Regions from separate parts of the Mus musculus genome. Here regions 2 and 3 are each linked to region 1. Evidence: chromatin contacts called from ENCODE POLR2A ChIA-PET data. All regions are on one chromosome and are shown on one strand. The core of a region is the stretch at or near the end of the contact, and the rest is flanking DNA. Distances in the headings are between cores, read along the strand shown.

Evidence for each region. ChIA-PET counts read pairs that join two places held with the same protein, here RNA polymerase II (POLR2A).
Region 2: POLR2A ChIA-PET joins it to region 1 with 43 read pairs in Patski. The contact joins the promoter of Mus81 here to the promoter of Kat5 in region 1. POLR2A ChIA-PET finds 5 or more read pairs at or near these places in 4 of 5 experiments (Patski and embryonic stem cell).
Region 3: POLR2A ChIA-PET joins it to region 1 with 15 read pairs in Patski. The contact joins the promoter of Snx32 here to the promoter of Kat5 in region 1. POLR2A ChIA-PET finds 5 or more read pairs at or near these places in 2 of 5 experiments (Patski and embryonic stem cell).

What each region holds. Positions count from the first base shown.
Region 1 is chr19:5,607,857-5,612,732 of GRCm38, forward strand. Kat5 (K(lysine) acetyltransferase 5) reads right to left here and starts at 2,238. Exons shown (of 14, transcript NM_178637.2): 1 at 2,162-2,238; 2 at 1,996-2,062; 3 at 1,607-1,675; 4 at 1,380-1,516; 5 at 946-1,101; 6 at 782-856; 7 at 399-473; 8 at 1-108. The coding sequence starts at 2,173.
Region 2 is chr19:5,485,478-5,490,353 of GRCm38, forward strand. It overlaps Mus81 (MUS81 structure-specific endonuclease subunit), which reads right to left and starts at 2,902. Exons shown (of 16, transcript NM_027877.4): 1 at 2,511-2,902; 2 at 2,285-2,414; 3 at 1,548-1,630; 4 at 1,010-1,111; 5 at 803-871; 6 at 552-637; 7 at 11-148. The coding sequence starts at 2,645.
Region 3 is chr19:5,507,957-5,512,832 of GRCm38, forward strand. Snx32 (sorting nexin 32) reads right to left here and starts at 2,561. Exons shown (of 13, transcript NM_001024560.3): 1 at 2,377-2,561. The coding sequence starts at 2,415. It also overlaps the pseudogene Gm31166.

The sequences.
Region 1 (4,876 bases), core at 988-3,487:
CTCAATGTTCTTCATCCGGGTGACAATGTCGTCGTGGCTCCGGTCAGACACCAGACTGCCAGTCATTCGTGGTGCTGACGGTATTCCATCTGAGCTGTCCTGAGAATCCTGCCCAAGGCAGATGGCAAATACTAGATGGTAGCAGTTAAGCAGAGCGTGGCGCACGACACTGCCATTGGCTTCTTCCTGCAAGTCTAACATCAGCTAAGGGCAAAGCACCAACCTCCACTTCCAAAATAAAGCGAGGCTGAGAAACTGAGAGTAGAAGAGGCCCAGGGGTTCATCTGCTTGGCTCCCAGCCACCACCCTCCCTGCCTAAGGCCTCACCGAGTGAACACCATGCCCAAGCCCACTCCCCCTTTCCCGGCTTCCCTCTCCCTCTGCTCCTCAAGACCCACCTCATCAGTGCCCAAGCAATTAGATTTCCGCTTCCGTCCAGGCTGGGCTGCCACTGCCCTACGGGCTGACCCATTCTGTGGACAAGACACAAGAGAAAGAGCGACCGTGAGATGATCCTGGAGGAGGATGCTAGACAGCAAGGAATAAGAGGGGAAAGACCAGGCAGGCTGTTGGGATGGCTCAGTGGTTAAGAGCCCTGATCTTCCAGAGGACTTCCTGGGTTCTTTTCCCAGGACCCACAGAGTGGCTCACAACCATCTCTAACTCCAGTTTCAGTGGCTCCAATGCCCTCTTCTGCCCACCTGCACCAGGCATGCAAGTAGAACACATGCAAAACACAGACAAAACATTCAGACACATGAAAAAAGACTGGAAGACTCACCTGAGGGAAAACCGAGGCTGGGGCTGTCTCGCTGGGCACTGGGGTTGCTGGTGAAACCACCTCCACCTTCCGTTTCTGCAGAGAGAAACCAGGAAAGGTGGGTCAGAAGGTAGAGAAGGTGGGACCTGAGAAGAAAGCAAGGTCCCTGGAATTGCTGAGGGTACCGTTGAGCGGTGGTTGGGTTGCAGGCAGGAGCTGGAGGAGAGCGGCTGGTCAGGCTCGCCACCTGGGATGGCCTCCCGCTCCTTGGGCAGGTTGAAGCGGAGTGTGATCTGGACCGGGATTGGCAAGGTCTTCCCGCTGGCCTGGGCGGAGGCCGGCTGCAGAGATAGGTCCAGGGTCTTCCTCTGGGGTGGGGATGGTGGTGGGATGGCGAAGGGGGGGATGGGCCCCTCAGCATGGAATCCCACCCTCTGCCTTCTCTAAAGCAAGGCAGTGCTGGACTCTGGAAGCTACGCCTGCAACTTGGTCCCCATCCTTTGCAAGCTGAAGCCATGGCAGAAGAATGCTGCCTCCTGCCCATTCAGGAACCCCTGAGGCCAAGAGATGCAAGAAGGAAGAGGCAGGAGAGAAAAGATGAAATGGGGGACCTACTCACCACCTCTCTTTCGGGAGAGCCGGGGCGGGACCCAGGAAGTCCGTTCTTGGTAGGTGTCTTGGCCTCTTTCTTGGGAAATTGGATCTTCTTTAAGTCCAGCCGCTCGTGAGTCACCCATTCATCCAGACGTTTGTTGACTGCAGCAGTGAAAACGGCTCAGGAGGGAATGCCAGAGGCTGCCCTCAACCCTCTCCAGCAACCCCACTCCATCCAGGCCCAGGACTCACAGTCAATGTAATGGACATAGAAAAGCTTTCGGCCACTGATGTCCTTCACGCTCAGGATCTCAGCCAGGGCTATGAGAACCACACAGACAGGGAGTCTTAGCCAGGGCAGGTCAGGAGACTCCACCCTTCGACCTGAATCCCACCTCCAGGCTGGAGGCCTGTGTCCCAGCACTCAGAGGGGCTGGTTCAAGACCCCTTTAGTCACCAAGTGACACCTCTCTCCAAGCCCCGCCCGGATCATCTCCGTACGTCCAAAAGCCACGCCCCTCCTCCCGAGTATCTGCGACCGCCCCGGGATTGCAGAAGCCCCTCCCCCTCCCGTGCGATCGTTGACTCCCTCCCGCCCCTCGCCCTCAGGTTCCTTGGACCCGCCCCCCGACGTCACTCACGCCACTCATCTTCGTTGTCCTGGTTGCGCCGCAGCACGGGCAGGCGGCAGCCCTCGATTATCTCCCCCTGGGGAGACAGCGCGGCGCCAGGGTCGGCTACTGGGGGGCCTCGGGCTCTACCCACCTCCCCTGGCTCCCTCCGCCCCGCCCCGGGCACCGGACTCACCACCTCCGCCATCTTCCCTCCCTCCACTGCCACTTCCGGCCCCTCTGGGAGACGTCACTTCCGGAGCTGAGTGCGCTATAGGCCCGAGCCCCTTGAAGCTGTTTGAAAGGGAAACACTTGAGAATCACTGCTAGCTGGTTGGTAGCAAAAAGCCGGCCCGTTTGGGGAATGGAAGAGCAGGACGTTGTAAACCTGAGGCCAAGTACTAGATGGAATCCCCGCTCCTCGCACAGCGATTGGAGGAACGCCGAGTCTGTCACGTGACGCCCACCGGGTGCGACGCCGGTCACTCAGATCATGTTTAGGCTTTGTCTAGAGGCAGTGTTCTGGCGAGCCTCTTAGTGGCAGTGTGAGGTGTCACCCTGAGTAAGAAGCTAAGGAGTGGGGTTTTGAACCCTGGGGAGTCAGTAGACCTGAAGGGATTTAGAGATCCACCCAGGTGTCTGCATAAGATTGCACAGGCCTGGGGGCTTAGCAAGATTTTTCCGTTAATACTGGATTTCTATTTTTAAAATAGTATATATGTGGCTGTATACATGGAAGGTTCAAAATTCCAGTAGGCATTCAGTCAACAAGAATGGATGTCTCAGTTGGTCTTCATTATACATCAGAATCCCAAAGAAGTAGGCGCTAATGACAGTGAAGGAGCGGACTTGTCAACGAGAGTGAGAGCAAGTAGGCAGAGTAAAAGCAGGCTGGCAGTGGAGGCAGAAGCAGGCGAAGCTCTATGAGTTGAGGCCAGCGTTGTCTACAGAGTCAGTTCCAGGACAAGCGGGGTTACACAGATAAGCCCTGTCCTGGGGGTGGCAGGGAGGAAAATCTTGTTTCATGTCTTTCTTTTAGTTTCCAGCAGAAGGTGCATCTTCTGACTTTGAATAACAAGAATAGGTTTGAATAACAAAGGTGTGTTCTCCCTCCTCAAAGATGTGAATTCAAAGTGGATCTTCCACCAAGCCAGCTTGCCAGCACTGGGGAGGCAGAGGCAGGCCTGGTCTACAGAGCAAGTTCCAAGACACCCAGGGCTACACTGAGAAATCCTCTTAAAAACACAAAGCAGTGGGTTTTCCCACTTCAGAGTAGGCAAAATTGTTCACGTATGTGTTCTTCCATTTTTGGGTTTTAGTGAAATCCAGATGTAGTCAAATGGACAACCAAAAATAACTATCACAGATATTGATAACATGCCTAAAGGGTGTAGTGGGGCCCTTTAGCCTTACTTCTAAGTGTTCCCAGTTTAAATGGTTTCGGGTCCATTTGGCCACTTTGAGAAGAGTTTATGTGCAGAAGTAAAGGATTGGTTTCATCACAGGAGCATTAATAATAACACTTGGATTTGATCTGTGTGCAAAATATGTTCAGCATAAGAAGTACTGAAAAGCCAATAGGCCTTTTGTTATTGTTTGTTCTGAGGTGAAGTCTCACTGTGTAGCCCTGCTTGGCCTGGGACTTGTCACAAGGATGACAACAGGCATATGACAGCACACGGCATTTTTCTCTCTTGTGAGTTCTGAGTTGTGCCATCTTTCAGAACATCCAGTCTTCCCCTGAGGAACTGAAGCATCACCACTGTTACTCACAACAGCCTCACAGGGGTGGAGCCATTGCTGCTTCCTTGCTTTGGCTCCGTGAGGCTTTTTTTTTTTTAATTTATGTATTTTATTTTATTTATTTATGTCTGTTCACCTGAGTATGTCATGCACCCATTACACACAGTGCCTGTGAAGGCCAGAAGGAGGCATTGTGGGTGCTGGGAACTGAACACTTTTTTAAAAAAAGATTTATTTATTTATTTATTTATTTATTTATTTATTATATGTAAGTACACTGTAGCTGTCCTCAGACACTCTAGAGGAGGGAGTCAGATCTTGTTTCGGATGGTTGTGAGCCACCATGTAGTTGCTGGGATTTGAACTCCTGACCTTCAGAAGAGCAGTCGGGTGCTCTTACCCACTGAGCTATCTCACCCCCACCCCCCTACCCCCCCACCCCCCCAACACCTTTTTTTAAAAGGTTTATTTATTTATTATATGTAAGTACACTGTAGCTGTCTTCAGACACTCCAGAAGAAGGCGCCAGATCTCATTACAAATGTATGGTTATGAGCCACCATGTGGTTGCTGGGAATCAAACTCAGGACCAGTCAGTGCTCTTAACCACTGAGCCATCTCTCCAGCCCTGAACCCCTGTCTTATGCAAGAGTAGCAAGTGCTCTTAACCATTGAGCCTTCTCTCCAGCCTTTGTAATTATGTACATATATGTATCCAAGTGTGGTTTTGTTCTTCTGAGTGCAAGTGCCCCTGGAGTCTAGAAAAGGGGGTTGGAGCACCTGGAGCTGGAGCTGGTTGTAAACTTCCCAGAGTGCATGCTGCAAGTACAATCTTCACCACCGAGTCATCTCCAGGTCTTCTAACAAGTTCTTTTATATAAAAGTCACACAATTTCTCCTTCATTGTATGTACTTCTCTCTGCTTTCTGCTTTCTGTACCGTCAGTCCGGGTCACTCTTTAACATCATAAACCTTTGCACTGTGGGGATTTGTTTGTTTGCCGCTGTCTCCTCAGCACCACTAGCAGATCACCTAGCTCATGTTTATTGACTGCCACAGGCCCAGGAAACACTGAATGAGCATGTGAAGCATGGATGCCCAAGCTGATTTCCAGAGCTTTCAGGAGCCTAAATCCAAGCCAAGCTACTGGCACACATTAAAAAGGGGT
Region 2 (4,876 bases), core at 1,652-4,151, 120 kb before region 1:
TTTTTCTTACGGTTCTGACAAGGCTTCTGGAACTGCTGAGTCCTCTCCGTGATGTTCCTCTGGCCTAAAGCCAGCGTGCCGAGTGCTCAGGCCTTCCGCCTCGGCCAGCTTCTGAGCCAGCTCCAGACCCTCTGGTGTGAGTGCATACCTGGGAGGTGAGGGACACATGAAGTTCCGTCTTCTTTATCCCTGGCACGCTCTCTTTCTGTCCATTAGGTGAGCCTGGATAGAAGTTCAGTGGCTCTCCATCTCCTCTGTGTCCTTGTCCCTCAGGTCAACTTCCTCAGGACCTCCCTAGTTGTGTCTCAGCTTTGTGATGTGTCTCCCAAGTCCTTCCCCTGTCTTCACTCAGCACCACACCGTCCTCCCTCCCCTCAGAGGATTATACTTTCCAGATCTCCAATATCAGGCTCTTTAGCAGGCAGGCTGGCCATCCCCAGGCTCAGTAGCACCAGGTGTGAGATTTTCTGGGCCATGAGAGAGGCTAAGAATGTCCTAATTCCTGCATGTGTCCCATCCCTGCCTTGTGTGCTCCCTGCTGCTCGCCCAACCTGGCTGGCCGATGCGTTCCAAGGATGAGGTTCCTATGGAGGAGGCTCCGGAGGGCAGGCCAGGGTTTCGAACTTCCAGGCACTACCTGTGAAAGGGATGGAGACCCTCAGAGAGTCCCTAATACTCCAAGCCTACACTTCCCGGGCCCCTAGCCATATGCCACATTTGGATCAGGCTGCATACCAAGGGTGCCTGCCATGGAGGGAGAGCTGCCATGGGATCTACCTGCCCACTCTCAGAAGATGCTCACCCTGGGGGTCTTCTGGGCACACTTCTGCAGCAGCTCCTCTTTGGTTAGGAAGCTGTGGCCATCAGAATTCTGAAACAATGGTTGAAGTGAGCGTAGGTTCAGGTCCAGCGCTCCTCCCCCTGCTATGCGGTGGCCAGTTTGCATGCTGTCCAGGCATATTTCTGTGAGCCTGCTGCTTTGCCCCACCCACGCGCCTGACTTGCTCACCAGGTGCTCCCTGTAGAGTTGCAGCAGGATCTCTCGAGCACCTGAGTTCTGAGCTGGCCAATAGCCAACACTGGTGCTTCCTGCTTGAGGCTGGGTGGGAACCTGAGAGAGACAGAGGGGCTCGCTGAATTCCAATGCCTGTCAGCTGAGGTTTCAGCAGGCCCCATGGGCCTGGCGAGGGAGATGAGGCTACAAGCCCTAGTAAATCTGGAATGTGATGGTGGCCAGAGCAAAAGTTGGGGGTATGGCCCAGGCCCAGGCCCAGCCCCAACCCCTGGAGAACAGTAACATGGTACACGTCCCACAACTTCCTGGGCTGGATCTTTTGGCAGCTCTCTTTGGGAGTCTGACTACCGTGATCCCAATAATCCTACTTAGGATTTAAGGTGGTGCCTCTCAAAGAGGGTAAGAGACTGTCCCAAGCCAATCTCAATCAATAAGAGCTGGATCCAGGGCTGTTCAACCCCTCAAACCAAGAAGTCTACAATCAACGACCCCTCCCCCCATTTAGCTTTCTACTTCCTTTCCCAATCCTCACTGGCATGGAAGAGTCCTGGACTTGCTCAGGTGGCCCTTTGCTGGCTCCCTTCTTTCCAGATGGTGAGCTGGGGGCATGGTCACCTATAGAGATCAGAAGAGAGTTAGTCCTGCACACAGTCTGGCTGCCCGGAGGAGCTTAGATGGAGTTGCTCAGTGTGTGAATTTGAGTGTCATATTTTAAAACGTTTTTGTGTTTTCTTGTATGTGTATGAGTGTTTCACCTGTGAGTATGTCTATGCATCACTTGCATGCAATACTAGAAGAGGTCAGAAGTAGGGGCTGGATTCCCCCGAATTGGGGTTTTGGTTTGGAAGCAGGGGCTCACTGCGTCAAGCCCTGGCTGACCTCAAACTCACAAAGATTCTCTTGCCCCTGCTTCTTCTGGGTGTTGGGATTAAAAGTACAAATCACCATGCCCTACCCATGTCACTTTTTTTTTTTGGAGATAGTCTCAGATAGCCCAGGCTAGCCTCGAACTCACTATGAAATTGAGAATGCTCTTGAACGCCTGAGTCTTCTACCCCCACCTCCTAAATGGTTACAGACTTGTTTCACAATGCCACCAATCTCAGGCGGCTAGCTCTGTTCGTTGAGAACCAGGAGGCTTAGGGAGCATCAACAATCACTAGTCGTGGGTCGAACAGCAACCACGTTGTGAGGGGGTAATTTGAAGCCAGAGTAGACACAGCCTGCACCTAAGAAATTTAGGAGACACCAACTCCCTGAGGTGCTCACCGCCTGATGCTAGGTGCTGCTTCAGCTTTTCGTCCAGCATGCGGCAGAGCCTGTCTCCGAAGTGCTGGAGTATCTTGGCTTCCTTCCCGCTGCGCAATGGTAGCGGGTACCGTTGGAGGGAGCGCAATGCCTGGCGAACACAAGGGAGAAGAGAGCTTATCAAACTAGGATTCACGGATCACCTGACTCTGCCAGAGCACTGTCACCAGAAACAGCTGGGACTCACCTTTTGAAACACGAAACGCGTGTGGCGCCCCCTGCTGGCTGCCTCGTCCCGCCACTCGGTCAGCCAACGAACGAAGAGCGGGTTGGGGCAAACGGGCAGCGGACGCTTCCGGCCCAGGCGGACCGGCTCCGCCATAAGAACTAGACTGGCTCCTTCAGAGTCTCAAAAAACCCCTGAGACTAGGATCGCGACAATTCAGTTGGTATAAGAACACTTGTTTGAGGGTAGGGTCTCTCCAACCTAGCAGGGCACCAGCTCATGGAATGACCTCCTTTCGCCATGTACTATGCAGTAAGAGGCTAGCTCGGTTTGCACGGCCTTTCCTTAGAACCGCCCCCATTCGCCCGCCGGCACCAGCCTTTTGGACAGGCCCCACCCAGGCCATGGAGCTTTGACCCACCCTTTCCTCTCACCCAAAAATTCGAGAGCAGACTCTTTTTTTTTGTGTACTGACTGTTAAAAAGGAGGACAGCGCCCCCTGTGACTGGGAGGGCCGGTGTGGGGGTACACTCAGAAACCTGAACTTGGCTTGCTTCAAGGTCTCATAAGGCTATTTCAGGCTCACTATCGTAGAAGAGGCTGGGAAAAAGAGGGCTTAAGAAAAGTGGAGGAGAGGGACGGACACAAGTCCAAGAATATTTGTGGGAGGGACATCTTAAAGGGGTACAAGGAATGAAATAAAGCTAAGGCAGAAGCAGAAAGATCTCGAAATGTGCCAAGTCGGGGATATTTGTGCACAGAAGACTCAGGCTAGGTGAATGGCGAAGATGTGTATTTAATTCCTCCCTTTCAAGGAGGAATAAGAGGTGTATCCTAGAAGGTGGAGAGTTCGAATGTGGGCACATGGTTGGATCCCGGGGATGCTAGTTAGACACTTCGCTTCTGTGGCTCATTAAAAGTGAAGGAGCCTCAGGGAGGATGAAGGTGGGAACCTTGCTGGGGCAGGGATGTCTCAAGCTGAGGGACACAGGGCTCAATAGAACATAGAGGTCCCTTCAGTGTTTGGAACAACGCACGGTCTTCAGCTGTCACGCTGTCACTCCGGAAGTCGTCGGGAGCCCAATTCGCAGACCCTCTTCTCAGTCTAGCTTTTGTGCACCCGCCTCTTTCCTCAAGCAGCCTTATAAGGAGCCTGCAGCTGGCGCTTGGACTGGGCACGCCCTCTGGAGGCTTATGCCCTAATAAGGACATCTAGGGCATCCCGCGACCAGGGGCGGAAGGAGTGCGTCTCCAGGGTAACTGCGTGGCCCCTCCCCCCGTTGCTCTGGGAAACTGCTAGTCTCGAAAAAGGTGGAGCCAGCCTTCTCCTTAGGAGGGGCCCTTGGGAGAGAAGGGGGTCAAGCTTCGGCCTCCACCTGGAGCTCCAGCAGTGTAGCCCACGGGTGCAGTCACCTGGAGCTCCCGCAGTGTAGCCCACGGGTGCAGTCTGACTACAATCCCCTGACTACAACCCCCGGCATCCTCTGCGTGCTGCCTCGCTCCTGGGGAAGCTCCTCTTTTACACCCTTTATTCAGCTTGGGGAGGTCAAGGGCCCCGGTTTCCTTTGCCTCTGAGTTGTTTGCGACTTTGCCCTTTTTTTCTAAGGCCATGGTCATTGTTTCAGGTCAGAGAAATTCTCCTGGAGTTCCCACCCCAGTTTATTTTAAACTTTTGCTTTCATATAGATTCTCTTCAGTCTTTGTGCTAAAATGATCATAAACCTATCAACTCTGGAATTAAATTGAAGTATTCCTTTTCCTGTATCGTAAAAGAAACATAAAGAAGTTTTTTTTTTGTTTTGTTTTGTTTTGTTTTGTTTTTTGATTTTTCAAGACAGGGTTTCTCTGTGTAGCCCTGGCTGTCCTGGAACTCACTTTGTAGACCAGGCTTGCCTCGCACTCAGAAATCCGCCTGCCTCTGCCTCCCGAGTGCTGGGATTAAAGGTGTGCGCCACCATGCCCGGCCATAAGGAAATTTTTAGTGCACAACTCTTCACCCTTCCCCCATGAATTACGTTTGATCTAACAATTTGCCAAACGTCTTTAGACAACGCCAAAGCTCTCAAACTTTTTATGTTAGCATTTCCTGTTTTTTAAAAAATCCTATTTGTTGAAATTTTACTCCACGGGAGCATTTCTATTGGCTTGAAGACACCGTTATACTTGGCGATTCTCTTTTCTGTGAGAGAGGATCCCAAGCTGATGATTCAAAATCTTTTTTCAGGAACCATAAAGAACAAAAAACCACTTAATTTCTGGGATAAAGAAAGTAGAGAATTATATTCAGGTCATTTTTATCAAACGATGGGCCTCTGGCTCAGAGCGTTTTTTGGTCCATTGCACCAATGGGCTCACTCTCCGTGCAACAGCCCACGCCTCTCGGCCTC
Region 3 (4,876 bases), core at 1,311-3,810, 100 kb before region 1:
GTAATAATAATAATGGACCTAATAGTGATAATAATGGACCCAATGTCTTCTTAAGCAAGTTTAGCCCAAATAGATTAGGTAATTTTCAGGGCTTAGACCAATGCCGTGAAACAACTGTAACTTTATCAAGTATGAAGCAAGCATTTGCTGACTTGCTTATAGGAACTGAATGTGCGGTGGGAAACCTCTCCAAGTTATCTCTAAATGTAGATGTGCCCGAGCTAAATACCTTGAGGCAGGCAAGGCAAGATCTCTCTTTTTTTTTATTGTTTTTGTTTGTGTGCATATGTGTGCGGGCACAAGTGTGTCATGGTAGTATATGGAGACCAGAGGACAACTGGTAGGAGTCTCTCCTTCTATCATGTTGGTCTTGGGATCAAACTTAGGTTGTCAGGCTTGGTGGCAAGGCCTTGACCCAAAGAGCCATCTCACTGGCCAGAAATATCTTTTCTAGTTTCTTTGAGTTGACACATTTGTACATATTTTTAGGTACAGTGATGATAATTTGGAATATGCATATAATAGAAACAGTCAGATCAGGGGATTACCATCTCCTCCTCCTCCTCTCCCCCCCCCCCCACTCCTTCTTTTCTGAGACAGGATTTCTCTGTATAGCCCTGGCATCAGAGCCCCAGTAGCTGGAGCTACAGGCAGTTCAGAGATTCCTAATTTGGGTGCTGAGAACCAAACTCAGGTCCTTTACAAGAGTCGCAAGAGCACCTAAGGACTGGGCAATCTCTCCAGCTTTGCCTTTGAAATTGAAAGATCTTTTGTGAAGGCAGTATTTAATCTAGAGAATGAATATTAAAAAGAATTTTCAGAAAATATTGCCTGTACAAATCTGGGCACATTCATCAGTTTAATAATTCAACTTTCAGAACGCATTCTCAGTACCCACTCAGGAATAGCACCCACAACAATACCAGTAGGTAATATTTATATTTGGCCTTATAATATATTAGGCATTGTTCTAATAAATAAATTTATGGGGCTGGAGAGATGGCTCAGAGGTTAAGAGCACTGACTGCTCTTCCAGAGGTCCTGAGTTCAAATCCCAGCAACGCCATGGTGGCTCACAACCATCCATAATGAGAACTGATGCCCTCTTCAGGTGTGTCTGAAGACAGCTACAGTGCACTTACATATAATAATAAATAAATCTTTGGATCAGAGCGAGTGAGGCCGGAGCAAGCGGGGCCAGAGTGAGCAGAAGTCCTGAGTTCAATTCCCAGAAACCACATGATGCCTCACAACCACAAGTACAGCTACAGTATACTTATAAACATAAAATAAATAAATCTTTTAAAAAATAAATTTATGTATTTATGACAAACTCTCACACTGTAGTTCCAGCAGGCCTTAAACTCGTGGTTATCCTCCTGCCCCACCCTCATAAGTGCTGGGATTATATCTGGCTTCTAATCACTTTATAAACATGTTCTAAGCATACACACACACACACACACACACACACACACACACGGCATATGTACATATATACATCCTTTTACTATTGAGACAGGATCTCACTATATAGCCCTGGCTTGCCTATAACACTCTATGTAGACCAAGCTGGCCTTGAACTCATAAAGGTCTTCCTGTTTCTGCCTCTGCTTCTACCGCTGAAATTCCAGGATTAAAGGTGTGTCTCACCATGCCTGGCTATTTATATACATTTCTATATGAACATGTATAAACAGAAAGCCATGGCCAGCCCTCCAAATTCCATTTGAATCCCAAATGCCACTTCTTGGATTGTGTGACACTACCAAGGCAGGCTTTCTGCCCTCACTCCCCCCCTTCAAACACAGGCAGACTAGCTCTTTGCTGCAGCAGGACCCCTTGTCCTTGGTTTTCTTCTTGATGTCTATCTCTACTCTCACCCACTCTGCTTGACAGAGATGTGACTTTCAGAACACAGCACAGCAGCTCCATCCCCTATCTCTGTCCCAGCTCACTACACTCCTACCTCAAGTGAGAGTTGATGCAATCCAAAACAATGAAGCTCCCCAATAACTGCTGACTGAGGCTGAGAGGAATAAACGAAGAATGGATGGATGGTCTTACAAATATATAGGCACGAATACACAGGTGAGCCTGTAAACTCAACAGGACTCTCTCACCCTTCTCAGTCGCTTGCAGACTGCCTTGTTCTCCCCCATCACGACAGTACTGAGTTGATTTGGGGGAGGGGGCAGAGGCGGGATTCCATCTATGCAGGCTGGGACAAAAATCCTGATTATCTTTGCATCCTCAACCTGGCCCTATGCAGGGGCCTTAGAAGCGCCGCATTCCCGTGCTCAGATCTCTCTCCCTGCTTGGTATGGTATGATGAAGTGAGGTGGAGTAGGAAGACGTTTTATTTCCTTCCTTTACCTTACTCTCATTTCCAGCTTCCTGATGTTGCTCCTCCATGGTGCTCCTTAGCTGGGATATACAGGAATCCTACGACAAGCCACGGCCTGCGCGTTCCAAGAGCTTGGGTGAGGGAACCTTGTAGGGATGCTATCAGCTGACATTGACACTAGCTGCGGCCTCCCTGGGTGGGTCCCATTGCCCACAGCTGCTCCTTCTGATTAGACAGCAGTTTTACCACATGAGCCTCTATTGGCTTTGAGGCCTATCAATCTTACGTGGGCATTTAAGCGGCACCAGAAAGCCGGACCAGGATAGGCCAGGGCCTGAGGGTAGAGGTCACGTGTCAGTCCCGCAGGTGGACCCCTACGAATCCGGCCGTTCCGGGACCCGCCTTCTTCTAACGGGCACGAGCAGAGGCGCACATGCGCACTAGGGCAGCTTGGCGCCACCAGGCGGTGGGCGGGGCGGGGAGTCCGGAGGGGGGGCGAGGGTTGGGAGGGAGGTTTGGGTAGGGAGGAATGGGGAACTCGAGTGGGTCAGGGGGTCTAGGGACGAGGGCAGGCTGCAATGTCTGTGGAGAAAGCGCTTCCGTTCCAGTTTTCACACCCGGGCCAGAAAGTACGGAGTAAGCAGCTTAAGGAGCCGCGGGGACGCAATAAGGCCCGGATACCCCGCGCCCATATTCTTCGGGGGGACCAAAGGAAATCGCCACCGAAGTCACACTGCAAGAAGGCGCAAGTGAGAGAGAAAGAGAAGGTGTGGGTACCCTGGAATGGACTCATCGTGATTGGGAAGAGAGTGGAACTCTTGGACAGAAACGTGCAAAAGTCTAACCCAAAGTTGGAATCTGAGGACTGGAAGCTGGAGGGCACCGGGAAGAAGTTCTCAAGAGAGAAATCGGGCCTGCAACAGGAGGCAGTGGTCGCGAAGCTCCTGAGCAGTGTAAGAAGGGCGGTGCAGGCTCGAGCAAGTTTGGAGTATGACAGCCCAGAGATTTGGAGAGAGTTGGAGGATAGACTCAAAGCTGGTGTAACTACGAGTGCAGAGATGACTGCAGAGCGTGGGGAAAACTTGAAATCTAGGGACAGGTTGAGGACCACTGGAGGGGACTTGAGGTCCAGAGGGGATCAGCTGAGGCCGAATGAGGAACTGGAGTCTAGTGGAGAGAACTTGAAAAAACGGGTACCCATTGGAGACAAGGTGGTAGGCAGGGGAGAGAAGCGGAGGTCTTCTGCTGAAAAAATGGACAGTAGGGAGAGGCGGGGGTCTGTTGTAGAGAAAATGGACAGTAGAGAGAGGCGGGGGTCTGTTGTAGAGAAAATGGACAGTAGAGAGAGGCGGGGGTCTGTTGTAGAGAAAATGGACAGTAGAGAGAGGCGGGGGTCTATCAGAGAGAAGACGGACAGTGAAGAGAAGCGGGGATCCATTAGAGAGAAGGCGACAGAGAGTAGACAGAGGCGGGGGTCCATCAGAGAGAAGGTATCAGACAGTGGAGAGAGGCGGGGATCCATCAGAGAGAAGATGTCAGACAGTGGAGAGAGGCGAGGATCCATCAGAGAGAAGATGTCAGACAGTGGAGAGAGGCGAGGATCCATCAGAGAGAAGATTTCAGACACTAGAGAGAGGCGGGGGTCCATCAGAGAGAAGGTGTCAGACAGTGGAGAGAGGCGGGGGTCCATCAGAGAGAAGGTGTCAGACAGTGGAGAGAGGCGGGGGTCCATCAGAGAGAAGGCAAAGTTGAGTAGAGAGAAATTTAGATCCAGTGGAGAGAAGCTGAGAACTGGTGATAAAAATTCAAGATCCACTGAAGATCTACTGGAGTCAAATATTGAGGAGTTGGAGTCGGCTGAGGTGCAACTGAAAGAGCACTCGAGAACAGGAAGTGCCTCGGAAGAGACTATTGAAAGAGTGGTCAGTGTTACTGGTGGTGAAGGTGAGATGGAAAATCTGAGTCAGGAAATTCCTTCTGAAAGTGTAGAAGGGATGGATGGCCACGGAGGAGCCAAGACAGGGGCAGAAACTGATAGTCATGTCTTGGATGGAATGAGAGAGATTGCTGATGCATCTGTCCCTAAGGAAGAGCAAGACACACTTGGAGAAAGCCCCAAGGAGTCAGGTGGATGAAAAAGTGAAAGTGAAAAAGGAGATTGGAGTATCTCAAGTAAAGGAGAAGCTGGAGCCAAGGACTTTGTTGGTCTTGAAAGAGTGAATATGAATGAGGAGTGTGGACCTCAAGGGAGCATGGGAGCCCCTGGGCATGGAGCCAAGCCCACAGTGAAGAATGGCAGAGAGGACAATGGAAACATTTTAAGGAGAAAGAAACAATATTGGGGCGAATGCTAAGAAGGACACTGTTTCCTGCTTGAAGAACAGTTTGAGAAATGGGTCAAGGGTGGCTGGATTTTGACAGACATGTACATGGTCGGGGTAGGAGATGTAGGAGAAGGTCAAAAACAGATTATAGCAGGATAAAAGTTTGGCACTGAGGGCCGTGGGAGAAGCAGCAAAGAAGGAAGTG